Regions from separate parts of the Mus musculus genome. Here regions 1, 2, 3 and 4 are each linked to region 5. A link is a loop called in an ENCODE intact Hi-C map of the cell type or tissue named here. Cell type or tissue: heart. All regions are shown on one strand. Each heading gives the region's core, and the rest is flanking DNA. Links, peaks and the distances in the headings are about the cores only.

Region 1 (5,940 bases), core at 429-5,428, 91 kb after region 5:
TTCTCCCCTGAGAGAAGGGATTACAGGTGTGTGCCCCTGCACCAGACCCTCATGTGGTCACTGTTTTCTAATGCCTGCTTGTCATAGAAATGAGACGACATGCTTAGCATTCTGGAGGCTAGGGCAGGAAGACCCTGAGTCTGAGGACTACATAGAGTCCCTGCCCAGCAGCCAGCTTTGCCCACCTCTGCTCGCCCATGTGTACATTCCTGGAGAGTGACTCACCCATTCATTCCCCAAGGTTTTGCTTTGCTATTGTGGTGTTGGATATTGACCCCAGAGTCTTACGTATGTTAGGCAAGTGCTCTACAAAAGAGCTAGATCTTCAGTCCCATTTCTGGGGAGGGTGCTGGGGATAAACCCAAGGACTCACACAGGGTAGGCACAGGGTCAAATACCAAGCTATATCACTGTCATCACAATTTTTTTAAAAGATACATATTTATTTTATTTATATGAGTTCACTGTAGCTGTCTTCAGACACACCAGAAGAGGGCATCAGATCTCATTACAGATGGTTGTGAGCCACCATGTGGTTCCTGGGAATTGAACTCAGGACCTCTGGAAGAGCAGACACTGCTCTTAACCACTGAGCCATCTCTCCAGCCCCATCCTCAAATTTTTATGGAGACTTTTCTACATGCCAAACACTCTTAAATGACAGTGACCATGGATAAAGGCACCTTTAGCAGAGAGGCATTAGTAATGAACACAGTTATCTCACTTGTTAGAAGATACTTAGTATGAGCAGGACATCATGGCACACACTTTTCAGTCCCAGACCTCAGGCAGGAGGCAGAGGCAGGTGGATCTCTGTGAGTTCCAGGCCAGCCTGATCTACAGCGTACGTTGCAGGCCACTCAGGGCCACACAGAGAAACCCTGTTTTGACAATCAAAACAACAACAATAAAAAAAAATTAAGTTCAGAAATTCTGTAGTGAGCAGGGCCAGCCAATAGAAAGGCTTGAGATCCTCATATGCCTGAGAATAGGAGGGACAGCCTGGAGGTCACTGAGCTGAGTCTGGATGAAGCAGATGGAAATAGATGTGTCCAGTGGGCACTGGAGGGGAGGTGCTCTGGGCCCTGAAATGTAAGAGGAGTGAGATCTGATTCAGTGGGACTCAAAGAGTTTTAAGTTTTCTTTTGTTTTGATTTTTGGGGGTTTTTTGTTGTTGTTTTGCTTTATGTTTTTGGATGGTCATTTTTAAAAAACAGATGATATATATATATATATATATATATATATATATATATATATATATATATTTAAGATTTATTTATTTATGCATTGAGTGCTCTATTTGCATGTATGCCTGCATGACAGAAGAGGGCATCATATCCCATTACAGATGGTTGTGAGACACCCTGTGGTTGCTGGGAATTGAACTCAGGTCCTCTGGAAGAGCAACCAGTGCTCTTAACCACTGAGCCATCTCTCCAACCTCTCCCTGTCTCCCAATCTTTTGAGACAAGATCTCCCATCTGCCAAACTTTTTGCTTGTTTGTTTGATTGGTTGGTTTTGTTTTTCGAGACAGGGTTTCTCTGTGTAACCCTGGCTGTCCTGGAACTCACTTTGTAGACCAGGCTGGCCTCGAACTCAGAAATCCGCCTGCCTCTGCCTCCCAAGTGCTGGGATTAAAGGCGTGCGCCACCATCGCCTAGCCTCTGATATGTAACTTTTTTTTAAAAGATTTATTTATTTATTATATGTAAGTACACTGTAGCTGTCTTCAGACACACCAGAAGAGGGCATCAGAGCTCCTTACACATGGTTGTGAGCCACCATGTGGTTGCTGGGATTTGAACTCTGGACCTTCGGAAGAGCAGTCCGGTGCTCTTACACACTGAGCCATCTCACCAGCCCCTGATATGTAACTTTAATTAGACTAAAACACTCTCTTTTGACCAGGCTGACCTTGAACTCATACGCATCCACCTGCCTCTGACTCTCTAGTCCTAGGATTAAAGATTAAAGATGTACACACCTTTTTTTTTTTTTTTTTTAGCTAGTAAATATAAGTGTTACATAGATTGCCCTAGTGGCTGAACTGAGAAATGACTCAGAGGTTTAACATCTGTACTGCTCTTCCAGAGAACCCAAACTGATTCCCAGCATCTACATCAGCGGGCCCACAACAGCCTCAAACTCCAGCTTCAGAGAGTTCCCAAGCCTCTGTCCTTCATGGCACTTGCACGTATGCGTTTATACACATTTTTTTTTAAAGTTTAAAACATAAAATGAAATGGAAAAAAAAAGGAAGAAAGAAAAACAGACCAGAATTCACTGCTGAAAGGAAACTAGAGACAGAAGCTTGGCTGGGGGATGGGCTGGAGTTAGGTAGAAGGATGTGGAGGAACTGAGCTGAAAGACAGTAAAAGAAGGGGGACAGTGACAGCTGGGAATCAGAGAGTGTGGTGTGACTGGGGACCCCCTGACAAGTATGGAAGCCAGCACACACCGAGCCCCAGATGAGCCCAGTACAGTAAGGGACATGTGGCAAGACGCTAGAGGACACATGCAGGAGTTTGCTCTGATCTCAGTGTAAACTCTAAGCAAACGCCTTTCTTTCAAACAACTTGTAGCTGTGAGACTTGATTACCAGTGAATGACTTAGAAAGAAAAGCCCTGAACAACGACAACAACAAAAATCTGAAAGATAACATTGCTTTTGGAGAGAGAGAGAGCTGGAGAAGGCCCAGCAGGTAGGAAGGAGCACTGGCTGCTCTTCCAGAAAACCTGAGTCTAGTTCCTAGCACCTACACCTGGTGATTCACCACCGCCACTTGAGACTCTGGTTGCAGGCATCTGACACCTTTTCTGACTTCTATAGGAACCTGCACAAACAGAGCGTGTGTGTGTGTGTGTGTGTGTGTGAGAGAGAGAGAGAGAGAGAGAGAGAGAGAGAGAGAGAGAGAGAGAGAGATAGGGAGAGAGAGAGAGAGAGAGAGAAACCTGCTTTCAAAACCTCACAAGAGGGGGGGGATGGTGCACGCCTTTAATCCCAGCACTTGGGAGGCAGAGGCAGAGGCAGGTGGATTTCTGAGTTTGAAGCCAGCCTGGTGTACAAAGTGAGTTCCAGGACAGACAGAGCTACACAGAGAAACCCTGTCTTGAAAAACCAAACCAAAACCAAAACAAAACCAAAACAAAAAACAAAACCCTCACAAGAGCTAGGTGAGGCAGTGGTAAATTTCCAATCCTAATCGGAGACGGGAAGATAGACACAAGTTCAAGGTAGTAAGTATAGTTCACACAGGGAGTCCTAGGCAAACCTACAAACAAACAAACAAACAAACAAACAAACAAACAACAAACCCAAGGCCTTTACATCTCAAACCCAAGCACAGCCAGCCTGCTCAGCCTGAGCCGTGAGCACTGAGGCCCCCAAACTTTCAGCTGGCGGCCTCTGCTGCCCTCTGGTGGTCAATAGCCAGAGTCAAGCTTGTGCGGGGACCCAGATAATACACGAAGAAAAAAGCTGGCTGAAAAGGGTGAAAGAGCTGATTGATCCCAGGCTTGCATCTCCACTTGGGTAGTGTGGGCAGGTAAATACCACAGGGATCCAGTCTGGATCCACTTGCTAGCTAACCTTGCATGAGACCCTTTCTCCGAGCCTCCATCTACCAGATGCTAGGATCACACACATTCTCATTCGGTATCCTGTCCAGTTTATGTAGTGCCAGGGACGGGTTTTTCACGCATGCTACAAAGCCCTCTACCAATTGAGAATTCAGCTATATTCTCAACCAATACCCAGATCCCCTCTCTCACTTGGTGGGGATGGATTGCTTTCAACCCAGTCCCACTGAGCGCCTTCAGGTAGAACTCAGTTTCTGTCCTTATCCTACCCATTGACTTTAGGGTCAAACTCCACAGTGCATTCCAACACCCACAGCGCACGTCTCGGGCTGGACACTTTGACCCACCCCAAGCCTTGGTCTTCAGGAAGCAGGCAAGATATCCAGTGGAGAACTACATAAATCACTTTCTAATCTCCGATCTCAATTGTGAAGTAAAAACAGAAAGAGAGGGAGAGTCCTAAACAGAGTGTAAGAAGCACCAGGAAAGAGAGTTGTCACTGGAGGCGTTCTAAGGACCAGCTAATAATGGCTACAAGGAACGCCGGCTTGGATGGATGGATGGATTCTGGTACCAGGCAAGAGAAGAGGAGAGCAATAGGGTGCGGGGCAAGCAAGAAGATGCCAAACAAGGGCTGCTCTGTGGAACTAGGCTTCAACGGCCACGTACCGACGCTTCCGCGGAGGGGAGACTAGAGCCCAAGGCAAGAAACAAGAAGACCAGGAAGGTGGAAGAAGCCACAAGTGGTAGCCGAAGGCAAGTGAAGACTATAGAGAGAGGAAGATGAGAAGCCCGGCCGCCACGGTTGCTGAGCCGTATCGCTCTGTGCCCGCCAGGGGGCGCCGCTCCTCCGCGGAGGAAGCCTCTGAAGTCGCGCGCTGTGGCCTAGCGATCCCGGAAGAGGCGGGCAGCTCTCCAGGAGACCACTTCCGGCTTCAACTCGGCCGGGAGCTTGGTTTTGTGGGGATGCAATGAGAGAACTTAGGATGTCGCCAACGGGGACTTATGATGCAAAGTCTGAAGACAAGCGGTACCCCATTGTGGGTGTTCATCGCGCAGTTCTATGATCCATGCCTGAGCAGCCCCCAGCTTTTAACAGAGTGAAATACTCCGGTGGACTCTGTCAGGCTGGCAGAAATACTTCCTGTAGATGAAGGGGTGCAGAAAGGTGAAAACACCATTATGGGGACTTTAGAAGTGTTCTTGGGCCGACTACATGGCTCAATCGGTTAAGGCCCACGGGTGCAAACCTGACGTCTGAGTTAAATCCCTGAAACCTTAAGGATATCTTTAAACTTAAAGATAGAGTGCGGGGACCGACTCCACAAAGCTGTCTTTCATTATCCACCACACACATTATCTACAATAATTTGTTTGTTCGTTTAAGACCAGATCTTACCATGTAGCCCCTACTAGCCTGGAACTCATTATATAGACCAGGCTAGCCTCGACTTTACAGAGATCTGCCTGCTTCTGCTTCCTAAACGCTGAAACTAAAGCAATAGCCACCACGCCCAGCCTTAAAAGGTTTTTCTTTGTAATGAACTGCCTATATTTGGAGAAAAGGCTAAGCCTTCGGGGAAGGCTAAAAGGGAGACCAACCAATCCCAGGCCGGCTGGAGGAAGCAGAAAAAAAACAGCTTCTTAATGTATTTGTATACACACACCTAAGCCTTCTTTTCCTAGGAGACACCGCACAGCCCTGTGGGACCGGCTTCACTACAACACCCTCCTTTGATGGCTACTCCCTGCCTCCCGGCCTTCCTTCTTGTCAGTAGGCTATATTTTTCATAGAAGCCAGAGAGATCTTTAAAATATTAGATTTGGGAGCCGGAGAGATTTCTCATCAGTTTAGAGCACTTGCTGCTTCTTGCAGATAACAGAGTTCAGTTCCCAGCACCCAGGTTGGGCAACTCACAAATGCCATTAACTCCAGCTCGTGGGGGAACTGACACCCTCTTCTGACCTCTGAGGGCACCTATATTCACATACATGTACTTACATGAAGATATTTTTATACATACGCACGATCATTTTAAAATGTTAGACGGAGGGGCAGGAGAGATGGCTCAGTGACTAAAAGCACTGGCTAGTCTTCAAGAGGACTGGGGTTTGGTCGCCAGCACCCACATTTTTGTAGCTCCAGTTTCAGGGAATCCTACACCCTTTTCTGACCTTTAGATACATGCATGCATGTAGGCAAACCCTCACATAAATAATTCCTCTTTTTGTTTTGTTTTGTTTTGTTTTTTTTGAAACAGGGTCTCACTAAGTAGCTTTGGCTGTCCTGGAACTCATTTGTAGACCAGGCTGGCCTCAAACTCAGAGGTCTGCCTGCCTCTACCCCCCAAGTACTG
Region 2 (5,940 bases), core at 441-5,440, 140 kb after region 5:
GCGGGGCACCCTTGGTGGAGAGGAAACGGTATGCGACCCCCCAGCCTCTATCCCTAGGGGCTGTAATCTGATCCCTTGGGACTCCCCCGTGCCCTCCCACCCGCCCTTACCCTCTCTGCTTTGCTGCGGACTCTTCTCTTCCAGATCCTGGGGCAGAGTCCAGGACTGCTGAAGGCTCCTCCACACACGCCTGCTGAACCCTGAGCGCCCTGAGCTGCCGGCATGGGGCGGGCTGAGGCCGCCGCCATGATCCCAGGCCTGGCCCTTCTCTGGGTAGCAGGGCTAGGGGATACTGCCCCTAACCTTCCCCGCCTTCGGCTCTCCTTTCAAGGTAGGTGCACCTGGCAGATGGAGGGGCCGGCTTGAACAGGAAAAGGGCCCGATATGGAAAGACTTGCTGGTGCCAGTATGCGCATCCTCACTACTTGTTGGGTTGTGGGTTTTCTTGGGCCATCTCCAGTTAACCCTGTCCTAGCCTCAGCCCCCAACCTCTCTGCCCACATTCTGCTCATGTTTTCCCAAGGAGGACCCCTACTGTCTCCATAGCAACAGTCCCTGCCTCCGACTCATCCCCCCCCCCCCCATCCCAAAGCATTCCATGACTCTTCAGTAGTTAAGTCCAGGTTTGGGGACTGTCAGAGCCCCTTTCTTATACTCCTTGCACACAGGGGTGGTCCCTGGGCACAGAGTGGCATTTGCTGGTCAATTCTGCTAAATCCAAGCTAGCGGTAGGATGACAGGGAAGGGACCCCCAGCCTGACATTTTAGGGATGGATTCTGTCCTGTCAGTTGTCTTCCTTTTGCCTCTCCTAGAACCCTGCTGTCCATAAGCCTGCCTTCCAGCATGCCAGCCCACTTGCCTACACATGTTTTCCCAAACCTGTTTTCCCCTTTCCGGGGGGCATGCACCACCCACCCTGTGACTCTGTACATGCACCCGGGTGGGCCAGTCTTCATATGTGTAAGCTCACATCCACCTACGTGTCCATGTGTGTGTCTTGGGTCACACAAATAACCTTGGTCTGCAGATAGACGACCAGGCAGGGCCTTGAGGAAGTTCCTGGCACTGTTACGTACTGAGAAGTATCTCTCCCTGCAGAATTACAGGCCCGGCATGGTGTCCGAACCTTCAGGCTGGAGCGGACCTGCTGTTATGAAGCCTTGCTGGTGGATGAGGAGCGTGGACGCCTGTTTGTGGGTGCTGAGAACCACGTGGCTTCCCTCAGCCTGGACAACATCAGCAAGCGAGCCAAGAAGGTGCCCGGGACCCCTAACCTTACTCAGCGTCAGTGCTGGCTCAGGAAAAAGCCTTAGGGTCCCAATCCAGTCTGTCTAGACTCTAGAGAATCTCCAAGGGGTGGGCAACTGAATAGAGAAACCCCCAAAATAAAGAGCGCCCCAAATCCCTAACCTGTGTTCCCTCCCCATAGCTGGCCTGGCCCGCCCCCGTGGAATGGCGTGAAGAATGCAACTGGGCAGGGAAGGACATTGGTGTGAGTGTGGGCTACTCGAAGGGGAGTGTGCAGAAGAGAGTTGGGCCCCCCCATCCCAGGGCTGAGAGAGAGGCTAGCCTGTTATGGCTGGGGTAGGGGCAGGGAGGTCAAGGCAGATAAGGCAGTGACTCAGGGTGGGAGCTTATATGATTCTTCTTGGGGGGGGGCTCTGAGTCACAGGGGGAGCTGTGTGTATCTATACTTCCTCATGTAGTTACCCTGTGAAGGTAGATTGTCACGAAGGCCACTCAGGTCCCTGTAACTCATGTTAGTACTTCCCTGGGCTGATGCAGAAGAGAGACAGGATGGGGATGCCCCTAGTGACCTGCAACTCCTTCGGGCTGCCTCCCTGGGGAAAGCCTGACTGCACCCGCCCCACCTGCCCACCAGACCGAGTGCATGAACTTCGTGAAGCTGCTGCACACCTACAACCACACCCACTTGCTGGCCTGTGGCACAGGGGCTTTCCACCCAACCTGTGCCTTTGTGGAGGTGGGCCACCGGCTGGAGGTAAGACCAGGACTAAACAGTGGAGAGATGGGAAGGGTGACAAAGGACCTGACATTAACAACTCCCCTGCCCTGCCCCCAGGAACCCATGCTTCAACTGGACCGGAGGAAACTTGAGGACGGCAAGGGGAAGACTCCTTATGACCCAAGGCATCGGGCTGCCTCGGTGCTGGTGGGTGAGTCCAAAGGCTGGCACCCAATAGAACTCTAGAACCCTTTAGAAGTTCTAGAACTTCACGTGTCCCAGGAGCACCCCCCCCCCAGAGCTCATAGCTGGCTGAGTACCCCTTTGTCCTGTCTGCAGGGGAAGAACTGTATTCTGGGGTGACAGCAGACCTTATGGGCCGGGACTTTACCATCTTTCGAAGCCTTGGTCAGAATCCGAGTCTCCGAACAGAGCCCCATGATTCCCGCTGGCTCAATGGTGAGACACTGGTGGGGACCCTGGGAGGGGGCTGCCCTCCTCCGATAGGGAAGGTGCCACAGAATGAGGGAGCCACATTGAAGTCTCTCCATGTATCTACTATAATCCCTGAGCCAGAGGCACAGAGGCAGAGGCAGGCAGGAGTCTTTGAGCCCATGGGTCTTGGAGCCAGGATATGCTGAGGTACATGCCAGTGGCCGTGCAAGATGAAAGAACAGAAAAGGAAAAAGGTGTCTGGGTTGAATAAGGGAAGCTATTGTTGGGAGGGGCTGTGGGTTATTAATAGCTTCCAGAACACAAGAAAGCCAGCCAACAGAACTGGATGAGCATTCTAGGTAAGGGAAATGATGAGCGCAAAGGCCCTGAGGCAAAAAACCAGCAAAGATAAGGCTCAAGCAACTAGCATTGATAGGAAACTCAGACTCTCAAGGGCTGGAGTCCTTTAGCATGGGACAGCATGAGAAACCGAAACAGGAACAGGGAGTATTTGATCTGCTAGGGAGGAAGATTTGTGAATGAAGGTGAAAACAGATACCCGATCTCCCTCTTTTCCTGGCAAATTAAGGAAGTGTGGCATGGTCAGAAAGCCCTGTAAAGGGGAGAGGAGCAGCCCGCTTGCGCTCGTAGCTATGGTCTCTACTGCCCCCTCGTGGCTGCTTCTTGCCTTGCAGATGCCGATCATAGGGTGGGTCTTGGAGGCTCTGGTTGTGAGATCCTTGTCATGGACCAGGACCAGGCCCGCTGATACCGTGCCTCCTGTTTTGCTAGAACCCAAGTTTGTCAAGGTCTTTTGGATCCCAGAGAGTGAGAACCCTGATGACGATAAAATCTATTTCTTCTTCCGCGAGTCCGCTGTGGAAGCAGCACCAGCAATGGGGCGCATGTCTGTGTCTCGTGTTGGCCAGATCTGCAGGGTAAGGAGACACTAGGCCAATTCTACCTTTGCCCCTGACCCTTTGCCTGCGATGGTCTTGCTCTCATCCCTTCTGATCCTGTGAGCAGAATGACCTGGGTGGCCAGCGGAGCTTGGTCAACAAATGGACCACATTTCTGAAGGCGCGGCTTGTGTGCTCAGTACCTGGAGTTGAGGGTGACACCCACTTTGACCAACTTCGTGAGTGTCTTGAATGAGGGGTAACATCAGGGGAGGAGTCGGGGTGAAGAGTCCAGGAGCCTGAGGTGTGTGAGCATTGCCCCACCACCCTTGTCTTTCCCTGCAGAGGATGTTTTCCTTCTGTCCTCCCGAGACCGCCAGACACCTCTTCTCTATGCTGTCTTCTCCACCTCCAGGTGAGGGGCAGGAAGCAGTTCCCTTGGGCAGCCAGTTGAGTTTGCCGGGGTTCCTCACTCTGCTCTCTCCATTGCCTGCAGTGGTGTCTTCCAGGGCTCTGCTGTGTGCGTGTACAGCATGAACGATGTGCGCCGAGCCTTCTTGGGACCTTTTGCTCACAAAGAGGGGCCTACACACCAGTGGGTGTCCTACCAGGGTCGTGTCCCCTACCCAAGACCTGGCATGGTGCGTTGCTAGGGACCGCTTGCAGTAATCCACTTCAAAGTCTCAAGGGTGGAGAATTTGACTCAGCCCGGCCCTGGGAGTTTTGCTGGGGGTGAGGGTGCAGTGTGATTCCGTCCTTTTGGAAGGGTGGGGAAATGTCACCATCATAAAAGATAGAGCTGTGCCCCTCAGAGCCTGAGGTTCGCCAAGGAAAGGCTCAGATAGATACTTAGGGTCCTTGTCACATCTTACCTTTCACGATCCCAGAGGCTTTGAACGGAGGGCTGACCACAAAACCCTGTATCTCTGCCTGACGCACCTTGCCTTCTAGTGCCCCAGCAAGACCTTTGGCACCTTCAGCTCCACCAAGGACTTCCCAGATGACGTTATCCAGTTTGCTCGGAACCACCCTCTCATGTACAACCCAGTCCTGCCCATGGGGGGGCGCCCTCTCTTCCTACAAGTGGGAGCTGGGTACACCTTCACCCAAATCGCCGCAGACCGAGTAGCAGCTGCCGATGGACACTACGATGTTCTCTTCATTGGTACAGGTCAGGGTCTCATCACAATGGCCCATAGGACAGAGAGTCCCCTCCAGGTTCCTTGGCCGGGAGGTAGCAGTTGTCCCTGATAAGTCTAATATCTACATCTTTGCCTGGGCTGTGGCCCCACTTTCTGGAGGCTCTGGTCATTGTTTCAACCCATAACTGTTACTTTTTCATGACCCAATCATGATGATGGTGGAGACAGGGCACGCATGCGCATACACACACACAGACACACACACAGCTTGTTAGGGAAAACCAACAGTCTCTTTCTTTTCATTTCTTCAGATGTGGGCACAGTGCTGAAAGTGATCTCAGTCCCCAAAGGCAGCCGACCTAATTCTGAAGGACTTCTCCTGGAAGAGCTGCAGGTGTTCGAGGTAAGGCCTCATCCTTAGTCACCCTAGGACATATCACCTGAAGCCACTACGCCCTGATCCGCTTGCCCCGCCTCCCTTTCAGGACTCTGCCGCTATCACCAGCATGCAAATCTCCTCTAAAAGGGTGAGTAACTCAACTTGGGGAAGAAGTGACCCTGTCCCACAGCCCCCCAGCTGTCTAGCTTCTCCTTGGTTTTCAAAGCCCCGAGTTTCAGGTCTAGCTTCTCTTTGCTAGACAATGCGAACCTCAGTGTTCCCACCTGTCCAGAGGGGGAAAGGCTATCTGACTGAAGGGAACCAGGTAAGGGCTGTCCTCCATCAGACTGGAGACTCTTGTGCCCTCTAGCAACAACTCTACATAGCATCGCGCAGCGCAGTGGCCCAGATTGCTTTGCATCGCTGCACTGCCCTAGGCCGCGCCTGCGCAGAATGCTGCTTGGCCCGTGATCCTTACTGCGCCTGGGATGGATCAGCTTGCACACGCTTCCAGCCTACGGCCAAGAGGTGGGTTGGTTTGGAGTCTGGATTGGGCTACTGGGAAGGGAGTCTCTGCTACCAGCAGAGAAGGGCTCATAGGTTTTAATGCCTCCCTCAGACGGTTCCGGAGGCAAGACATAAGGAATGGCGACCCCAGCACCCTATGCTCTGGAGGTGAGTACCCCAATCAGCTTCTGTCCTCGGCCCTTGAAATTGCCACACCCAAGCCTTGTCTGAACTTTTACATCTTTTGTCTCAAGACTCTTCTCACTCTGTGCTGCTGGAGAAGAAGGTGTTGGGTGTGGAGAGCGGCAGCGCGTTTCTGGAGTGTGAGCCCCGCTCGCTCCAGGCGCATGTGCAGTGGACCTTCCAAGGTGCAGGGGAGGCAGCTCACACCCAGGTGTGCCTTGCTCCACCCTTCCTAACCAGGCCCATTTAAGAGAAGCTATGCCCTGCCTAAGGAGGCCTTTGGCCTGTACCTCATACCGTTCAGTGAGTCAGATTCCCTTATCATAGTTTGTCTCATCCTCTACTGTCCTTAGCTCCACAACCTAGTGATGCCCCAACTGTGCCCACCTAGACTCCTGACCCACCCTCTACCATCTGGAGAGAGAAAG
Region 3 (5,940 bases), core at 663-5,662, 61 kb after region 5:
CAGTTGAAGGATTGGGGCCTTGCCAGCCAGATTAAAATGCTAGGAGACTGAGCTTCACCTGTCCTTGTCTCTGATTGGCCCTCGGGCATCCCTAGCTCCCAAATCCCACCGAGCTACCCCACCAGGACCTGTGCAGGTCTGTGGAGAGCCAGTTGATTGTTGGCTTTGGGGCCAGAAGGTCGTCTGAGGAGGCCGGGGAGGCTGCCTACCCTGTCCCTTTGCCTGCTGCTGGGACCATGGGGGCTGGGGCCAGCGCTGAGGAGAAGCACTCCAGAGAGCTGGAGAAGAAGCTGAAAGAGGATGCTGAGAAGGATGCCCGCACTGTGAAACTGCTGCTTCTGGGTAGGGGTGTGGGCCAGCGATGGGGAGGGGACAGCTGCCGGGCAGTCAGGCTAGGCAAACAGCCTCTCCTTGAAGCAGGGATTCCTTAGACGGAGGAAGAATGACAGTGTGGTGGGAGCCATTCCCAGGCAAGGCCAGGTGATGATGTCATAGTCCCCAAGGCAAGGATCCCAAGATAATTTCTTGGGACCCTTTTTTTTAAAAAAAAGATTTATTTTATGTAGGTGAGTACACTGTCGCTCTCTTAGACACACCATAAGAGGGCATCGGATCCCATTAAAGATGGTTGTGAGCCATCATGTGGTTGCTGGGAATTGAACTCAGGACCTCTGGTAAAGCAGTCAGTGCTCTTAACCACTGAGCCATCTCTCCAGCCCCTGGGGACACTCTTCTCTGCAGAAGGGTATACCAAACACCATTGTATGAATGTGTGTGTTCAGGCACATTTTGCCCTCAGACTATAGCTGTGGGTTTTCCAGGCCTGCTCAGCAAGGTATTCTTGGCTTTTCTTTCTCTCTTGAGAATAAGGTCTGAGAATAACTCTAGGATCACCCAGGTCCACAAAGGCACTGGGTGCCAGAACTTGGTCATCAGTAGACCTGTGAGACAGCTTTTAAAAGTGGAAAGATGCCAGGCAGTGGTGGCGCAGGCCTTCAATCCCAGCACTGGGAGGCAAGAACAAGTGACTCTCTGAGTCTGAGGCTAGCCTGGTCTACAGAGTGAGTTCCAGAATAGCCAGGCTTACACAAAAGGAAAAAAGGAAGTGGAAAGATATTGAGGCCTACATGGGATAAATAAAGCCAACCTCATGATCCCGTGGGTATTGAGGGGACATGCGGGTACCATTGCTTAACCCCAAAGGGAAAGTTGCTGCTTTAGAAGGGCAGCCAGAGGTACTAAGCCAGAGCCCCAAGAGAAAGGCCAAAGCTAAGCCGGAAATCCCATTAATTGTATCCAACACCCTTAAGGAGTGCAGGCTCAGAAAGGATATCGGCTCTGTCCTCTCCCCCATCTAAGGATGCTAATTCCCTCTGAGTCTCTCAGAGACATCTCCCTAGTTTCAGGTGAAAAGCAGAGGCTGGTCCATTCGGATAGTCCTATGCATGTGGTACTGAAAATCTCCACAAGGTGGCACTAGAGGGTCTTATTTTGATCTCGCAGCATACTAAAGACTTTCTTTTTTTTTTTTTTTTTTAAAGATTTATTTATTATTATATGTAACTACACTGTAGCTGTCTTCAGACACACCAGAAGAGGGAGTCAGATCTTGTTACAGATGGTTGTGAGCCACCATGTGGTTGCTGGGATTTTGAACTCTGGACCTTCGGAAGAGCAGTCGGGTGCTCTTACCCACTGAGCCATCTCACCAGCCCGACTTTCTTTACACAACAGAGTTTTGGGACGCCTCCTCCTTCCCACTGGACACAGTTGAGGTCCCTTAACTGATGTAGGTCCCTTTTGTCACTTACAGCCATTTTTCTTCAGGTTTTTTTTTTTTTTCTTCGAGACAGGGTTTCTCTGTTATAGCCCTGGCTGTCCTGGAACTCACTCTGTAAACCTCGAACTCAGAAATTCGCCTGCCTCTGCCTTCCAAGTGCTGGGATTAAAGGCGTGCGCCACCACGCCCGGCTTTCTTCAGGGGTCTTAAAGACTTTACTTTGAATAGAGATGAGGGCAATGATGATACTTTGACTATCTAGAGGTCTAGTTGGCACCCCAGGGCTCTGATCCAAAAGAAGTGCGGCTCTGAAGCACAGCTTTCCTTTCAGGTGCCGGTGAATCCGGGAAGAGCACTATTGTCAAACAGATGAAGTGAGTGTTCCCTGCCCATCCTAAGGCCCCCTAGTGGTGGGTGGGTGCATGCACATCAGAACCTGTCCTTCCCTACTTGCCCAGGTGGCTCTAACTTTGCTGGTCTTGGCTACAGGATTATCCACCAGGACGGGTATTCGCTGGAGGAATGCCTCGAGTTCATTGCCATCATCTACGGCAACACTCTGCAGTCCATCCTGGCCATCGTTCGGGCTATGACCACGCTCAACATTCAGTATGGAGATTCAGCCCGGCAGGTGAGGCAGGAGGCAGGCTGATGATGGTTAGGCTCATGGCACCTAGCTAGGCTCAGATTCACAACCACTACCCTGCCCCACCACTAGGATGATGCCCGGAAGCTCATGCACATGGCAGATACTATTGAGGAAGGCACAATGCCCAAGGAGATGTCAGACATCATTCAGCGCTTGTGGAAGGACTCGGGTATCCAAGCTTGCTTTGACCGAGCCTCAGAATACCAGCTCAATGACTCCGCCGGCTAGTGAGTACACATGTAGATGCAGGAGGGCAGGGGAGGTGAGTAGGCAGGACCCCGCGGGTGTGATCGCCCACGCCACTCACCCACTCGGACCGGGTGGTCTTCTTCAGCTATCTCTCAGACCTAGAGCGTCTGGTGACTCCAGGATATGTGCCCACTGAGCAGGACGTGTTGCGTTCTCGTGTCAAAACCACTGGTATTATCGAGACTCAATTCTCCTTCAAGGACCTCAACTTCAGGTAAGGCCCCTGCGCTAGGAGCACAGCTGGACTCACTGGGACGTCAGTGTCTTGAGTGAAGGTCCTTGCCAGGAGAAAGGCTGGTCATTTCAGATGCCAAGCGAGATGAGGGCTCTCCAGCTAGCTTAGGAGGACGGGGGTGGGGTTGGGGGGCAGTGGGCATATCCAGGTGACCGACCAGACACACCGATCTAAATCCGGACCCGGCTCTACCCGACAGAATGTTCGATGTGGGCGGGCAGCGTTCCGAGCGCAAAAAGTGGATCCACTGCTTTGAGGGTGTGACGTGCATCATTTTCATCGCTGCGCTGAGCGCTTACGACATGGTGCTGGTGGAGGACGACGAAGTGGTGAGTGCCAAGTGGGACCTGAGTGTTTGAGAAGGGAGGTGGAGCCCTGGGGAGGGGGGCGGACGAGGGCGGGGTGGGAGCCAGTGAGACTCACGGAACAGAAGCTGTCTGGGAGCCGTTGGTGTCGGGAGGGCAGAGACCCAGGGGCAGCTGCTTGCGTAGCCTGATGCCCAACAGCCGCTCCCCTCCCCAGAACCGAATGCACGAGAGCCTGCACCTGTTCAACAGCATCTGCAATCATCGCTACTTCGCCACAACGTCTATCGTGCTCTTCCTCAACAAGAAGGACGTTTTCTCCGAGAAGATAAAAAAGGCACACCTCAGCATCTGCTTCCCCGACTACGATGGTGAGATCCCTAGGCCCGGCCGCCAGGCGGTGCCCCAGTCCCACGATTCCCGCCGCGCGCGCCTTCCCGCGGGAGAAGGTCTTCCCGCGCAGAGCGAATGCTGCTCTTCTGCCGCAGGACCTAACACTTACGAGGATGCCGGCAACTACATCAAAGTGCAGTTCCTGGAGCTTAACATGCGACGTGATGTGAAGGAGATCTATTCCCACATGACGTGCGCTACCGACACACAGAACGTCAAGTTTGTCTTTGACGCTGTCACCGACATTATCATCAAGGAGAACCTCAAAGACTGCGGGCTCTTCTGAGGTGGAGTCCTAGCTAGCCAGACTTTCCGCCATCCTTCGCCTTAATCTCAGGGCGCTAATCCTGCCCCTAGTTCCTCATTAGGTTCACTGCTTCAGACTGACTGCCGCACTCCTAAGCCCCGCCCCACTGCTCTCAGGTTCCACCCATTACCAGAAGCCCCTCCCCCTATTCATTAGCTCAACATCTTTTCATCCCTTCCCAACCTCCAGATGCACTGATTCCAGGGCTGCCCCCATCCCCGCCCCATCCCATTTATTTTGCTGTTCAAGGAGCCTGAGATTCCATTTCTTCTTCTCTTCACAGGTACCTGAATTCAGGTGTGTCTCTTGCCCTGAGATTCTGTAGCCCTGCAGCCCTGTAGCCCTGTAGTCCCCTCAAATACCGTCCTTTCCACAAGCTGCTGCTCTTGTAGCCACACACCCAAAGGCATGAGGCTTGCAGTGCAGACCCTCCCCCAAGTACCCAACTCGACCCTGCTTTTCACCGCCTGGCTGCACTGGCCTCTTGGACCTACAGCAGCCAGCCTGAGCTAGGACACCTCAGGACTTGGGACAGCTGGAACTCACAGTGACTCAGCAGTGCCCTAGTGACCCGTCTGTCTCCAGCCTCTTCTGCTACCCCCAGCAGCAGCAGCAGCTCACCAGCAGATCCCCATTCCACAAACAGCCCTCCCTCACCAGTTTCCACGAAGGACTTGAGGTATCCCTCCCTCAAGCAGTAGGCCGGTCCAGCCTGCTACCTGCATATGACAAGTCCAACACGTGTCCACCCAGTGGTTAGTGACTGTCCCTCCCAGTAGCCTGAGGACTCCAAAGTCCAAGCTCTGGTTTTTGAAGCCTCGTATAGAGAAGTGAGTGACTTTGACGTGGGTGCCAGGGAAAGAAAGACACAAGCCAAACCCATTCCCGAACATCAGACTCAGGGTTTCTCCAGTCCCTTCTCCCTCTGGGTCTTGCCCCTCTGTCCTTGGACACTTCCACACCACACCTCATCCACCCACACACAATACTCAGGGCTGGCTGGTCAAGGTATGCTGTATTGAAGGAGGGTATTATTGACATAGCTATGACCAATAATGAAGCCATGCTGAGGGGTGGCTCAGAGCAGAGTCCAACCCCTATTGATCAACCATGGGCAAAGAATATCCCATGTGAGGTTACAGGCAATTCCATGTGACCATGTTGTCCCTCCTGATTCAGGGCCCATTCCTTAGGAGGGAGAACTGAAAACCAGGCCTAAACCATTAGAGACAATGTCCCCCAACCCCCAGCCACTTCTACAACCTTTGCTTAAGCCTGTGGACCAGAGCCAGTGCTGCTGGAAGAGGCAAGATGCTTCTGGACAGCAAGACTAGGGCACAACCTCTCCCTCCCTTAGCTAGCTGCAGACTCAGCAATAAACCTTTGCACCAGATCTGCTGTCCTTCCTTGGGTCGGCGGGGGAAACTCAACCATTCTGTGTCCTGTACATTTATTAAGGTCCTAATACTAGACATCAGTGATGTAGGGTTCCCAGTACTAGACATCAGTCATGTAGGAAGATTACCTTCTTCCAAGGTAAAGGATCCAGCCTGTCATGGGCTGTGGGATCTCAGAGGGGATTAGTGGATCCAACTCATGGCGTCAGACAGAGGCTGAAGGATATGGAAAACATTACTGGGACAGGTTATGATCAAGAAGGAGTTTTTGCTTACTTGTTTTATGAAACAGGGTCTTACTGGGTAGCCTAGGCTGGCTTTGAACTCACCATCTTCCTGCCTCTGAGTGCTGGGATTATAGGCATGCCTCTTGGATGGCACCTAGTGCCAGGGCATGTGAGACAGATGTTCATCTGACAGATCATAGAATGCATAAGAGCTGGCTGAGCACTTGGAACTGTGGGCACAGGAGCTCAGCGAAGCAGAGAAACAAAAGATGGTGGAAGACAGCGGACAGGGCCAAATGCCAGGAGAGGACTTACAAGAAGCTCTCAAAGCTCGGACGTGAGTGTAGCTAGGATTAGGGTGAGGCAAAGGAGACTCATCACCTCCAGAACAGCAGTGG
Region 4 (5,940 bases), core at 480-5,479, 53 kb after region 5:
CCTGTGACTAACTTGGGGCAGGTTCATGCTGCCATCTCCTAACCACCTCCCCCCCCTTCCAGATCCTTCCTTCATACATGCTGAGCTCATCCCTGACAGTGCAGAGCGCAATGACGATAAACTCTACTTCTTCTTCCGAGAGCGCTCGGCAGAGGCGCCACAGAACCCTGCTGTGTATGCCCGCATCGGGCGCATCTGCCTCGTAAGTGTCTAAAAGGCTCTGCTGCCACACCCCAGACCTACCCCAGCTGGTCTTGGGGGCGGTGAATGAACTGATCTAATCTGGCTTTCTGCCCCCACCCCCAGAACGATGACGGTGGCCATTGCTGCCTGGTCAACAAGTGGAGCACATTCCTGAAGGCTCGGCTCGTCTGCTCCGTGCCAGGCGAGGATGGTATTGAGACCCACTTCGACGAACTCCGTGAGTGTTCAACAAGCCGGCAGGGTCCTGTGGCTGCAGCAGGAGGGGTGGAGGCTGGATCAGAGGTCAGGGGGCCTTTAGGGGGCCTCCTTCAGAAGGCAGGAGTGGACGGGTCCATGAGACTCCTCCCTAAGGCAGCAGTGTCCCCAATACCTTCTCCCCTTTTTCAGAGGATGTGTTTGTCCAGCAGACCCAGGACGTCAGGAACCCAGTCATTTATGCTGTCTTTACCTCTTCAGGGTAAGGCTGGAGTTAGGGTAAACAGTGGAAGGATTTGGGGGTTATGGTTTGTGGAAGACCCTGGTGTGGTTGTGAGCTGTGGAGTAGCCTTGAGATGGGGAGAACCGTGGGCCCAGGGTCTGCCCCAGCCATAGAAGTAACCTGTTTGCACACAGCTCTGTGTTCCGAGGGTCTGCAGTGTGTGTCTACTCCATGGCTGATATCCGCATGGTCTTCAATGGGCCTTTTGCTCACAAGGAGGGCCCCAACTATCAATGGATGCCCTTCTCAGGAAAGATGCCCTATCCTCGGCCTGGCACAGTACGTACCCCTCTCTTTCTCTTCTTCTTTCCTCCCTTCTCCCTTCCCTTTCCTTCCCTTCCCTTCCCTTCCCTTCCCTTCCCTTCCCTTCCCTTCCCTTCCCTTCCCTTCCCTTCCCTTCCCTTCCCTTCCCTTCCCTTCCTTCTCTTCTTCCTCCTCTTTCTCCTCCTCCTCCTCCCCCTCCCTCTCCCCCTTCTCCTTCTCCCTCTTGTTTTCTATCTTGAGACAAGACCTCACTGTATCTCTGGCTGTCCTGGAACTCCCTATGTAGATCAGGCTGGGCTCAAATCCACAGAGGTCCGCCTGCTTCTACCTCTCAAGTGCTGGGATTAAAGTCATATCCTCTGTTTTTTTGTTTTGTTGTTGTCTGTTTGTTTGGTTTGTGTATGGGTGTTTGGCATGTATAGACACATGCACACTTAGCTCCTGCAGAGCCCACAAGAGGACATTGGATGCCCTGGAGTTACAGAGGTTGTGAGCCTCTGTGTGGGCTGCTGGGAACTAACTAGCCAGTGCTCTTATCTGCTAAGCCATCTCCCCAGCCCCTCTCCTTTGTTTTTAAGAGGCCTACTCAAGGCTGCCCTCTGTAGACATGGGCTCCACTATAATGAACCTCCAGTCAACAGGTCCAGTGAAACACACGATACTTAGAAAACTACTACTCACAGCTGGCCATGGTAGCAGATTCCTTTAATCCCAGCACTCAGGAGGCGGCAGCAGGTGGATCTCTGTGATTTCAAGCCAGTCTGGTCTACACAATGAGTTCTAGAACAGCCAGGGCTATGTAGAAAGATCCTGCTCAAAAAACAAAAGGCAAAAGAAGAAGAAGAAGAAGAAAGAGAACTATTATTTACACAACATACATCAGGCTGTAAAGAAAGCAGCCTCCCAGGATCTAGAGACAGATGAGAGGCCGTCTGTAGTGATGTAGATGAGAGGCCAGGAGTAGTTTGCTAATCCATGGAAGTCACTCCAGCTTCTGGGGAGGTGAAGGTTAGTGGGAAGGATCCTCGCAGCAAAGCTGGAGGTAGGCTGAAGTCAGATTGGCCGGCTAACAGCAGGAAAGGAGATGAGGAGTGGGCAGGGCCAGGCTGTGCTCATTCTGCAGCCTTGAGTGCTGGCTCACTTTATCTGGGTATGGCCTGGGCCTGCCACAGGAGCCCGAACGTGTGGCCTGAGTGTGTGGCTGATGTGACCGTGGGCTCCATGCCAGCATGGGGAGGTTGGTCTTTGAAGGGGTCTGGGGAGGCTTCCTTCAAGAATGAAGTTGGAATTGAAAGGCTGACAGGCTGAGCCCAGGGCAGTAGGGACAGCATCAGGGGGAAGGGGAGAGCATAGATCTTGAGGCCTCTGGCCCCACTGCACAGGAAAGAGCAGTGAGCCAGCCAGAGGGACAGCCAGAGAGGAAGGAGACAGCTGGGTGGAGATGAGAACATGGGAAGGGAGTGGTCAGCTCAGGCAGATGCTGCCACAAGGTCATGGCGTGTGACAGCATAGATCTGTGGGGAGGACAGAAAGCAGGAAAGGGTTTGGAGAGAAGCAGGTGGATGTTGAAGAGACAGTATGGACACTTCTCCTCAGCTAACGGGTGCACATGCCCCACGTGGGCAGCCTAGGACTGACACTCGTTATTTGCCTGCAGTGCCCTGGTGGAACCTTCACGCCCTCGATGAAGTCCACTAAGGACTACCCTGATGAAGTGATCAACTTCATGCGCACTCATCCGCTCATGTACCAGGCCGTCTACCCGCTCCAGCGGCGACCCCTGGTGGTCCGTACAGGCGCTCCCTACCGCCTCACCACTGTCGCTGTGGACCAGGTGGATGCAGCTGATGGACGCTATGAGGTGCTTTTCCTGGGCACAGGTACCCACTGCTGCTCTCAGACACTCCCACATTGGGCCCACTGGATGGGAGGAGCTGATCCTGAGGCCAGAGCCTGCCCAGCTAGGGGTTGCCCTCCTTGGCCAGAATAGCCAAAGCTAGGAATGGGAAAACTACCATCTCTTTTCCCATTTTGAGGGGCCCACCCTATATCAGGACTTTAAAATAACTTAGGATACAGGGCTCTAACTGTTTGCCCGTATACACACATACACAACGCATGCATGCGTGCTTACTTAAACACACCTTCAAAATCATAGCAACATCCAATTCAGCTGCCCGTTTTCTGTTCTTGGTAGGGCCCAAATTGAGAGTCTGGGTGCAGAGGCAGACCCCGGCTGTGAGCCCCTTTGTCCTGTTCCCGTCCCCCAACAACTCTCCCCTCCGTCCAAGGGAGGTTCTTGAACCTCAGCATGGAAGCCCCGCTCCAATGCCCTAGAGGAGATGGGGCTTTGGTGGGGAAGGGGCTGAGGCTTTGCCCCTTCCCCAGCATCCTCAGCCCCACTGAGGTCCTGCCCGGCCCGTTCCAGACCGCGGGACAGTGCAGAAGGTCATCGTGCTGCCCAAGGACGACCAGGAGGTGGAAGAGCTGATGCTAGAGGAAGTGGAGGTCTTCAAGGTAGGTGGTCCCGCCCACGCCTCGGTGACCCTCTCCGGTCCCATCCTTGACCTTAGACTCCTCAGGAGCCGACGCTGACCCCTTGCTTTCTTCTAGGAACCAGCACCTGTTAAGACCATGACCATCTCTTCCAAGAGGGTGAGTCCTTGGCAGTGTGGGCTGGAGTGAGGTTGGAGCCTGTGTCCCGTTGGGGTCATGCCCTTGGCATAAGGGCTAGGAGTCAGAAAAGGAATCCAGCCCAACTGGCTGCTGACAGGGCTGTCTGTGAGGAGAGAACTGACTCCTCCTGCTCCTGCTCCTGCTCCCAGCAACAACTGTATGTGGCCTCAGCCGTGGGTGTCACACACCTGAGCCTGCACCGCTGCCAGGCCTATGGAGCTGCCTGTGCCGACTGCTGCCTTGCCCGCGATCCCTACTGTGCCTGGGATGGCCAGGCCTGCTCTCGCTACACAGCATCCTCCAAGAGGTACAGACCGCCAGAACCTCGGGATTCTATCCAAAGCCCTGGGAGGTTGGAGGGAGATAAGGCTGAGGTGGGGGTTGAGAGTTGGGGACACAGCTGCCCTGGGGCACAGGACCCTGTTCTAGAGTCTTGGGGGTCCAGGAGCCTCCCAAGAGCACTCCTTTAGGAGTTAACCCTCATCCAGGCGGAGTCGCCGGCAAGATGTCCGCCACGGGAACCCTATCAGACAGTGCCGTGGTTTCAATTCCAATGGTAAGTAAGCCCATGGCACCTCCTGTAGCGGCTTCTCGTGTTTTAGAGTCCAATGCGCCCAAAGCCCGCAGACACCCTCAGAGTCCAGACTTGCGTATGGTGCCCTGGGTGGCAGGATGGGTGGCCTTAGGTCTGGGATTAGGAAGCCACCTCAATGGAGAGTCACCCAGCGATGTGGTCCTGTTTGGTGTGTGGGTGCCCCTTGCTGTCTGCCTCTCCCTACTGAGCAGACGGCCTGGGAGCAGCGCTGCTTCCACTCAGGGTCCTCTTGATCCACAGCAAACAAGAATGCCGTAGAGTCTGTGCAGTACGGAGTGGCCGGCAGCGCAGCTTTCCTTGAGTGTCAGCCCCGCTCACCTCAAGCCACTGTCAAGTGGCTGTTCCAGCGAGATCCCAGTGATCGGCGCCGTGAGGTGAGTTCCTGTGTCCTTTCCCCACCCCCCACCCCCACCCCCAGGGGCTATGCTGCACCGTGGATATGGGAGTTCTTTTACAGCGGTGAGTCCTTGAGAGAGAAATGTACTAGTGTGGCCAGCCTGGGGCAGCCCAGCACTGGGGAGGCAAAGGCAGGCGGATCTCTTGAGTTCAAGGCCAGTCTGGTCTACAGAGCAAGTTCCAGGAGCACCCCACCAGGGCTACCCAGAGAAACCCAAAAGAACAAAAAATTCCGTATCTGTACTCTGTCGGGGTTATACCTTCTTGTTTGGAACATCACGTGGGTGAGCTCCAGTATATGGAAATTCTGTGGATATTTTCTGGGAAAGCCCTCCCCGTGTTCCTCTTCCCGTGGAAATGCTATGCGGGTGTCGCAATTGGGTATTCTCATTAAATGGAAATTCTGTGTGCGCTCCAAAATTTTCTCATTCATTGTTCAGAAACCACGCCCACCGCCCCCCCAACCCCAACCCCCGGGTCATCATCCTTCCTGAAAGTGGGAATATTTGTGGATACCTTATTCATATCCCTCTCACGTACAAACAGTACCTGGGGCTATTTTTCTCTTCTTGGAATATGAAAATGCCACGTGGGTGTCTCTACTTGGAATGGTCACAAACGTGGTGGTCTCACCTGGAAGCTGGCTAGGGCCTTGGAGTGGTGACCCAACCCCTGAGCCCCACCCCCTGCCCCTGCAGATTCGCGCAGAGGACCGCTTCCTGCGTACAGAGCAGGGGCTGTTGCTTCGCGCCCTGCAGCTTGGTGACCGCGGCCTCTACTCCTGCACGGCCACTGAGAACAACTTCAAGCACATCGTCACGCGGGTGCAGCTGCATGTACTGGGCCGGGATGCCGTCCATGCTGCCCTCTTCCCCCCACTGGCTGTGAGCGTCCCTCCACCTCCTGGCACAGGCCCTCCAACGCCTCCTTACCAGGAGCTGGCCCAGCTCCTAGCCCAGCCGGAAGTGGGCCTCATCCATCAGTACTGCCAGGGTTACTGGCGCCACGTGCCCCCCAGACCCAGGGAGGCGCCAGGAGCACTTAGGCCTCCTGAACTCCAGGACCAGAAAAAGCCGAGGAACCGCCGCCACCACCCTCCGGACACATGAGGCCAGCTGCTGGAGGCCTGCATAGGACCAGCCTAGCCCCTCATCCCTTTTAATATAAAAGATATATATATATATAAAAATATCTATATTCTATACATACCCTACCCCTGCAAAGACAGTATTTATTGGTGGGTTGTATATAGCCTGCCTAGGTGGCAGCATTATCCAGAACTTAGACCCGTGTTGGTCAGCAATGGCACATGACTGAGCAATGCCCA
Region 5 (5,940 bases), core at 492-5,491:
GGGCTTGAGAAGCTCGGAGTGGTTGTCAACACCAAAGCCACCACTGTCATTTATTGTTGTTATGTCTTTTCTTGGCAATAGCCTTGTGTATATTTGTATATTATACATTTGTACAGAATTTTGGAAGATTTTCAGTCTAGCTGCCACGTCTGGCTCCTTTACAAAAGAAATACCTTCAAAACTGGGTTTCCTGTGTCTTTATTGAGAGAATGGGTGGTAAAGGCTGTTGAGCCAGTTGGATCTGTGGTTTTTCTTTGTTTTGTTTTTTTTTTTTTTTAAAGATGAGTTATAAAACCTAAGCTAGCCTTAAGAGACTCTTTATGTAGCCTAGACTGGTTTGGTACTTGTGGTAATCTTTTGACTCCCTCTACTCCCAGTTCCTAAGCATGGCTAGGACTGACTGCTTCTGTCCCGGTATTCAGGTTCCGGACCTGCCAGGGCAGAGAGTACATGACTAGGTTACTGCTCATCAAAATAGAACCTCCCTTTGTTTTTGCTCTTCACTTTTTAAAAAACAATTTTAGATCTATGTGTATTCAGTTAGTGCCCACAGAAGCCACAAGAGGGTGTTAACTGAAGTTAGGAACTGCCGTGTGGGTGTTGGGAATCAAGTGTGAGTTCTCTGAACCACTGAGCCAGCTCCAGCCCTTGTTTATTCTGTCTCACTCTGTAACCCAGGCTAGCCTTGAACTTGGGGTCTTCATGTCTCAGCCTCCAGAGTGCTTCATTTATGGGTATGGTCCTCCTTGTCTTGACAGTGGTTCAGCTAAAACCTCGTCCTTTGCTGGAATGGAGGTGTCCACACCCCAGCACTCCTCGCCTGCAGGCGGAATGGCTGTGTACGTACGTGTATGGGGCTTCTATCCGTAACACTAGGGCAAAAAGACTTAAATGCAATGGTAATTGATCTTAAGGCCTAGTGCATGAGAAATGTCATTCTTATGTCTGCATGTCGGTATCTGTGTACCAGAAGTAATGGCAGATCCCCTGAGAGCCCTCATGCGGGTATTGGGAATCAAATTCAGATTTTCTATAAGAGCAACCAGTGCTTAATTGTTGATCTGTCTCTCCAGGTTGTTACCAGGGAAGAGGGAGCAGTTTATATAGCCCTGGCTTTCCTGGAACTCCCTATGTAAGACTAGGCTGGACTTGAACTCACAAAGATCCTCTCAAGTGCAAGAACTATGGGTGTACCACTGCAGCTAGGCACAAAGTGGGTGTCCAACTCAGATGGGTGCTTTAACAGCCAATGTGAAATTGCTTTAAACCCCACTGATTTGCTATTGTCAGTGAAGGTAGCCTCTGTTCAGGCAGGCATGGACTTTACACAGTTGGGATGTACAATAGGAAGGACTTTAAATTGGCCAGTCCCCGCCAGCTGAGTAGTTCCCTGGAGAGGTGTGTTGCAGCTTTGCTCGGCAAAGCGAGACCAAATGTAAACCTCCCAAGTGTGGGCATACATGGCAACCACTCAGAGATGAGGCCACGCATTCCCTATGCTTGGGCACTGGATGTGTCAGCTGGACAAGTGTCTGCCCTGGGGACGACCAGCCAGTCCTACCTCCAGAAGCCTCTAGGGGGAGGGCAGTGACTTTACCACCTGAGCAGCAGTCATAGCAACCTAATTAGCTGCACCTGACAGCCAGCATGGATGACTTCAGGTGAGTACAGGTAGGATAGGCTCTGGAAGCTCCTAATTACCTGCAGTGGGCTCGCCAAAGCTTGGATGATAGTGTCTGCCCTGCAGAAGGCAGCCCGCCCTCAGCCATCTCAAACCTTAGATTGACTCTGCAGCACACCTACAGGAGTACTTGAGTCCTTACACTGCTTGTCAGGGGAAGCCTTTCACATTGTTCTTCAGCCACGCTTGCTACCATGCATCTGAACCTGTTTTGTTTAATTTTACAGACTTGGGGATCAGGTCTCACACAAGATTGGGTTTGAGGCACCCTGGCACTGTATAGCTCTCACCCCTGATAACTAAGGCTGAAGTCCTAAGGGCGCAGATACTCTCCTGCTTTCAACCCCACTGTCAGTAGTTTAGCCAGCCTATGGGGTGCCTTTCCTCCTAAACATCTTTGATTGGGTTTGAGAAGGTGTGTGCTGCTGAGGTAATGCAAATTCCCCATCAGCCTAGGCTGACCTGCAGGAAGCCTCCAGGGTTTGTGAGTCCAGACTGCCCTTGGCTGGGACAGCTGCTACAGGGCTTTGAGGACCATCCAGGAGCAGCTGCCATGGCTGTGCATCAAACAAGTTTCAAAGCCCAGATGAGTAGCCAGGCCTGAGCTAAGCTCTCCAGGCATGCAAAGTCTGGCTGGGGGATCTCAAGGGTGCCGAGGTCCAGCCACCCCTATTCCGGAGGGGTGAATGCCCTAAGGGACAGGTGGAGTGATTGAGGGGGAGGTTGCTCTCAGGAGACCCAGTTGTTGAGAACACAATGCCGAATGTGGCCACAAGGTGGCAGCACTCCATCATCTGCCCAGGCCTGTTGAGCAGTAGTAAGCCAGAGACCTGAGGCACTAGAAATGCACACTTCTTCCTAAGCTGAAGACAGGGAAATACTGCTAAACTCCGACCATAAAGTACTTTGTCGTCAAGGCTGTGACCTGCTCAGGGGTCCTCCAAAGCTTCATTAGCTACAAAGATGTCTGCAATATAGTGTATAATCCTAGCACTTGGGAGTTACTCTGTAGGACTTATAAGTTCAAGGTCAACCTGAGCTACATAGTGAGGCCTTTGGCCTTGACTAAAAAGGGGGTGGGGGGTGCTGGAGAGATGGCTCAGTAGATGATTGGGAATGCGTGCGGCTCCTGTACAGCACCTACTTTGGGCTGTTGACAACTACCTCTAACTCTAGCTCCAGGGGATCTGACCCCTCTGATCTCCGTGGGCATCTTCACTCACCCACACAGACTCATACACATACACATAATTAAAAATCTTTTTATAACATTGTCACCTGGCAAGGTGCCATGCACCTTTAATCCCAGCATTTGGGAAGCAGAGGTCGGTGGATTTCTCTAAGTTACAGATCAGCCTGGTCTAGATAGTGAGATCCAGGCCAGCCAAGGTTACAGAATGAGCCCCTTTCTCTAAAAAGATAGAAGAAAAAGGTAGTGCCACAGCCACAGCACCTAGCTCTGGGGCTGTGGAGCAAGGACCAGGATGGCCCTGTATACTGTGGCTGCTCCAGTCTCCGAGCAATCCTTTCCTACCCAGGTAAAGAAGTTCTTGGGTCGATAAAATGCATTTCTGCCTCGTGTATATGCATAATTATTGACTCAGACGTCGTTCACATCAGACCTGAAGCTTGTAGCTCCACCTTCCATGGGGAGTTACTAGAGCTCTCAAATGGGAGCTAGGGAGGCCCACGGGCCTTTCTTTACCCTTTGTCTAAGTGGAGGTGACTGCTGGGGAAGCTGAAGCCTGATTCCAACCTGGGTACCTTGTCAAACCTCAAGATCGGAGGCCATCAACTCAGGTTCAGGGTTACCTGCTGGGTAGGATGGTGACAGGATTGGCAAGCTGAAAGCTAGAGTCTCAGACCCTCTGAAGAGCTGACAGGCCCTCATGTCCACAGCCCGTGGAAACTGACAGGCCTCGGTACCATACTCTACAATTCTGGAGTGATCTGGGCCTTTAGATGTACCCTCAATGCCCCAGGGAGAGAGAGAAGAAAGACAAAGAGCAAGACCTAGAGGATGCTGGGAAGAGAAGCTGGAGAGATCTGCAGCTGCTGCAAGGGGGTGGGAGGCTGAGATTAACTCTTGTGCAGCCAGACTCGATCTAATCAGGTTGCGGTGACCTGGAGCAGCCATGGAACTTGGTGAAGACCAGGAAAGTTGTTCAGCTCTTCCCTTGGTGGCAAGAGTGGCAGATATTCATCTGCGATCTATCCCTTGTCCTGGGACCAGCCCGACAGGTGCAGAGATTTCTTACCTGAAGAAGGCAGCCTGGATGGAAAAGGGAAATCCTTGATCAAGATATAGTCTAAACCTGGCTGAGACCTGGAAGGAAGGGTAACTAGCTAACAGGCTGTGTGTCTTGCCCTCCCTCATCTATATACCCATATATGGGAGGTAGAACCCAGACGTCCTGCACAAAGACCCACCTTTGAAATCCCCTCCCTCTCTCCTCCACTCCATAGATCCTCTGGGACCATCAGTGTGACTGGAGTGGGGACACTGGAGACAGGGCGTTTGGGACCCCAGATTGGATGCCCAAGGACAGTTGGCATGAGGGGACCAGGGCAGAAAGGCTTTGGCTAGGAGCCTGCAACATGCCCTGCTTGGCTTCCTTCCTTTAATCTGAATGCTTGATCTGGCACAGCCCACAACCTGGCCCCAGCGGAGCTGTTTTACTGCCTTCCGTGGCCCGGACAGGGATGTCTGCTTCTTTAGCGGGGGTAGGGGAAGAGTCTAAGATTTCAATTTCTCCCAGGTGTGGCTCAGTCTGGAGGATGCCTTAGGGAGGCTGGCGGAGCCACCCCACCCCCGCCCCCCCACATTCACGGTTGGTGTGTTAGCGTACCCGAGAAGCTCAGAGGGGTGGGGGCAGGAAATGGGGAGGAGAGAAGGAGGGAGGGAGGGAGGACTCCCTGGGAGGAGGTAGTGGCCCTTTGAAGGACAGTGTCAGGAGGTGGAGATGATAGGGGACAGGAGCAAAAAGATGAGGAAGGAAAGACAGGGTTGGGGAGCTGGTGAACCATGGCTGAGGGCTTGGTGAGCAGGAGCTGAGGAAGAGGGGAGAGTTAAAGGACAGGGGCTCAGAAAAGAACTGACTTCCAAGAGGGACAATAGGCTGAGACGCCTCCTCCCCTCCCACACCTGTCAGGCAGCTGGGGGAGGAGGGCTGACCCACTTAGCTGCCTCTCCCCGTAGGCTTCCACTAATGAGCGCTCTGGGCTTTGGGAGGGAGCCTTCCCCCCCAGGCTGTGCCTGAGGCTGTCCCTTCCCCCTGTCCCCTCATTATTTACCGGGGTGTTCATTGGCTCTGGCTGTCCTCCTTATCTTTAGGAGTGTTTGAGAAGAAAACACTGGGCCCCAAAATATGCCCCCTCTACCCATAGTCCCCCTCTTCCCCAGGCCGGGGAGGGAGTCTTTGTCTCCCCGCTCGGTTCTGTGCTGCGGAGAGCTTTGATTCCACCTGTGGGTCTCACCAGCATGCCAATGAGGAGAGGCAGCGGCAGGGTGCCGGTGGCTCGCAGGAGAGCTAGGCTGAGGATCTGACAAGACCCCCTCCCCCAGGTGGCCAGTCTGCGTGGTTCACCTAGGTCTGCAGCGCCCGTGACTAAAGAGAAAAGAAGCTCATGTGGGCAAAAGGGGGAGCCCAGATCTGGAGGGTGGAGAAAGGCAGCAGCTTAGGGGGACATTTTTGGAAGATGGGAGCAGGGTGCTGAGAAGGGGGAAAGGCCTGGGGCGCTCTGGGAGGCGGGTGTGGGGTGGGAGAGATGGTGGGAAAAGGTAAGAGGCTTGCACCAGGCGCTATTCCCTCCACAGCAAAGGCAATAAGCTCTGCAGACACTGGGATCTAGAAAAAACATTGCTCTGGAGAGCACTGTGGCTGGTAGTCTATGGTGCAGAAGTACCACTCTCAGGACATTTGGGCAGTGCGGGGGCCCAGGACTGTGTGGGGAATGAGGTTACCCCGGGAGGATGGTGATGATAAGAGCCAACTGTGTGTGAGGAACACAAGATGGGAAGACAGTCTAAGAAGACTACCATGCCTCAAGTAGCCTTGTTTCTTTGGCCTCCTTCCCCGTTTTTCCGGGGGGCGGGGGGACACACACACACACAAGGTCTGCTTGCTGGATTATACCCAAGCTCTCCTTTCCTCTGTCCCGCTGTCCATCTGTCCTCTTCCCCCAGAGGCTCCAGGGCCGCACTCTCCCCTCCCAGCACCCTCATTAGGAAAGGGCTTTGAGATCCTTCTACAGCATCT

Evidence for each region. Hi-C counts contacts between places; a loop is a spot of excess contacts. Peaks named below come from ENCODE experiments on the same cell type or tissue, not always from the same donor. Only the 100,000 strongest peaks of a DNase experiment are listed, where the experiment ranks them.
Region 1: a loop joins it to region 5, with 5 times the contacts of the local background. A loop is called at or near these places in 12 of 42 quality-filtered maps.
Region 2: a loop joins it to region 5, with 2.3 times the contacts of the local background. A loop is called at or near these places in 10 of 42 quality-filtered maps.
Region 3: it touches region 5 in a loop (4-fold over the local background); 29 of 42 quality-filtered maps call a loop at or near these places.
Region 4: it touches region 5 in a loop (5-fold over the local background); 31 of 42 quality-filtered maps call a loop at or near these places.

What each region holds. Positions count from the first base shown.
Region 1 is chr9:107,643,250-107,649,189 of GRCm38, reverse strand. No RefSeq gene overlaps it. Among named protein-coding and RNA genes, the nearest start is that of Gnai2, 11 kb to the right of the region's middle. In heart, for the core only: CTCF peaks have their summits at 2,053 and 3,427 (motif pointing left); DNase peaks (open chromatin) are centred at 3,449, 3,859 and 4,429; H3K4me3 peaks cover 1,002 bases; H3K27ac peaks cover 1,388 bases.
Region 2 is chr9:107,599,360-107,605,299 of GRCm38, reverse strand. It overlaps Sema3b (sema domain, immunoglobulin domain (Ig), short basic domain, secreted, (semaphorin) 3B), which reads left to right. Exons shown (of 20, transcript NM_001042779.2): 4 at 145-331; 5 at 1,100-1,257; 6 at 1,431-1,493; 7 at 1,884-2,003; 8 at 2,085-2,178; 9 at 2,307-2,426; 10 at 3,195-3,340; 11 at 3,429-3,540; 12 at 3,647-3,716; 13 at 3,798-3,942; 14 at 4,253-4,472; 15 at 4,755-4,846; 16 at 4,929-4,970; 17 at 5,193-5,350; 2 more. The coding sequence starts at 223. Among named protein-coding and RNA genes, the nearest start is that of Lsmem2, 5.3 kb to the right of the region's middle. In heart, for the core only: CTCF peaks have their summits at 3,089 (motif pointing left) and 4,369; DNase peaks (open chromatin) are centred at 1,896, 3,069, 3,771 and 4,317; H3K4me3 peaks cover 302 bases; H3K27ac peaks cover 1,515 bases; H3K27me3 peaks cover 2,747 bases.
Region 3 is chr9:107,673,845-107,679,784 of GRCm38, reverse strand. Gnat1 (guanine nucleotide binding protein, alpha transducing 1) reads left to right here and starts at 151. Exons shown (of 9, transcript NM_008140.3): 1 at 151-342; 2 at 2,112-2,154; 3 at 2,270-2,411; 4 at 2,499-2,656; 5 at 2,764-2,892; 6 at 3,113-3,242; 7 at 3,436-3,589; 8 at 3,707-3,898; 9 at 4,202-5,348. The coding sequence starts at 237. The coding sequence ends at 3,897. In heart, for the core only: CTCF peaks have their summits at 1,423 (motif pointing right), 2,187 (motif pointing left) and 3,614; DNase peaks (open chromatin) are centred at 1,454, 2,314, 3,354, 4,509 and 1 weaker place; H3K4me3 peaks cover 1,279 bases; H3K27ac peaks cover 349 bases; H3K27me3 peaks cover 3,874 bases.
Region 4 is chr9:107,682,211-107,688,150 of GRCm38, reverse strand. It overlaps Sema3f (sema domain, immunoglobulin domain (Ig), short basic domain, secreted, (semaphorin) 3F), which reads left to right. Exons shown (of 18, transcript NM_001379496.1): 8 at 63-202; 9 at 307-421; 10 at 592-661; 11 at 817-961; 12 at 2,604-2,826; 13 at 3,375-3,463; 14 at 3,560-3,601; 15 at 3,772-3,929; 16 at 4,111-4,178; 17 at 4,458-4,591; 18 at 5,312-5,940. The coding sequence ends at 5,722. Among named protein-coding and RNA genes, the nearest start is that of Gnat1, 5.5 kb to the right of the region's middle. In heart, for the core only: CTCF peaks have their summits at 1,561 and 2,734 (motif pointing left); DNase peaks (open chromatin) are centred at 2,400, 2,700, 3,450 and 5,379; H3K27ac peaks cover 1,152 bases.
Region 5 is chr9:107,734,741-107,740,680 of GRCm38, reverse strand. It overlaps Gm34605 (a long non-coding RNA gene), which reads right to left. Exons shown (of 3, transcript XR_001779306.1): 3 at 3,748-3,953. Rbm5 (RNA binding motif protein 5) reads left to right here. Exons shown (of 25, transcript NM_148930.3): 25 at 1-186. Among named protein-coding and RNA genes, the nearest start is that of Gm34605, 7.7 kb to the right of the region's middle. In heart, for the core only: CTCF peaks have their summits at 528 (motif pointing right), 1,593 (motif pointing right) and 2,456 (motif pointing right); DNase peaks (open chromatin) are centred at 1,560 and 2,440; H3K4me3 peaks cover 1,134 bases; H3K27ac peaks cover 1,018 bases; H3K27me3 peaks cover 1,781 bases.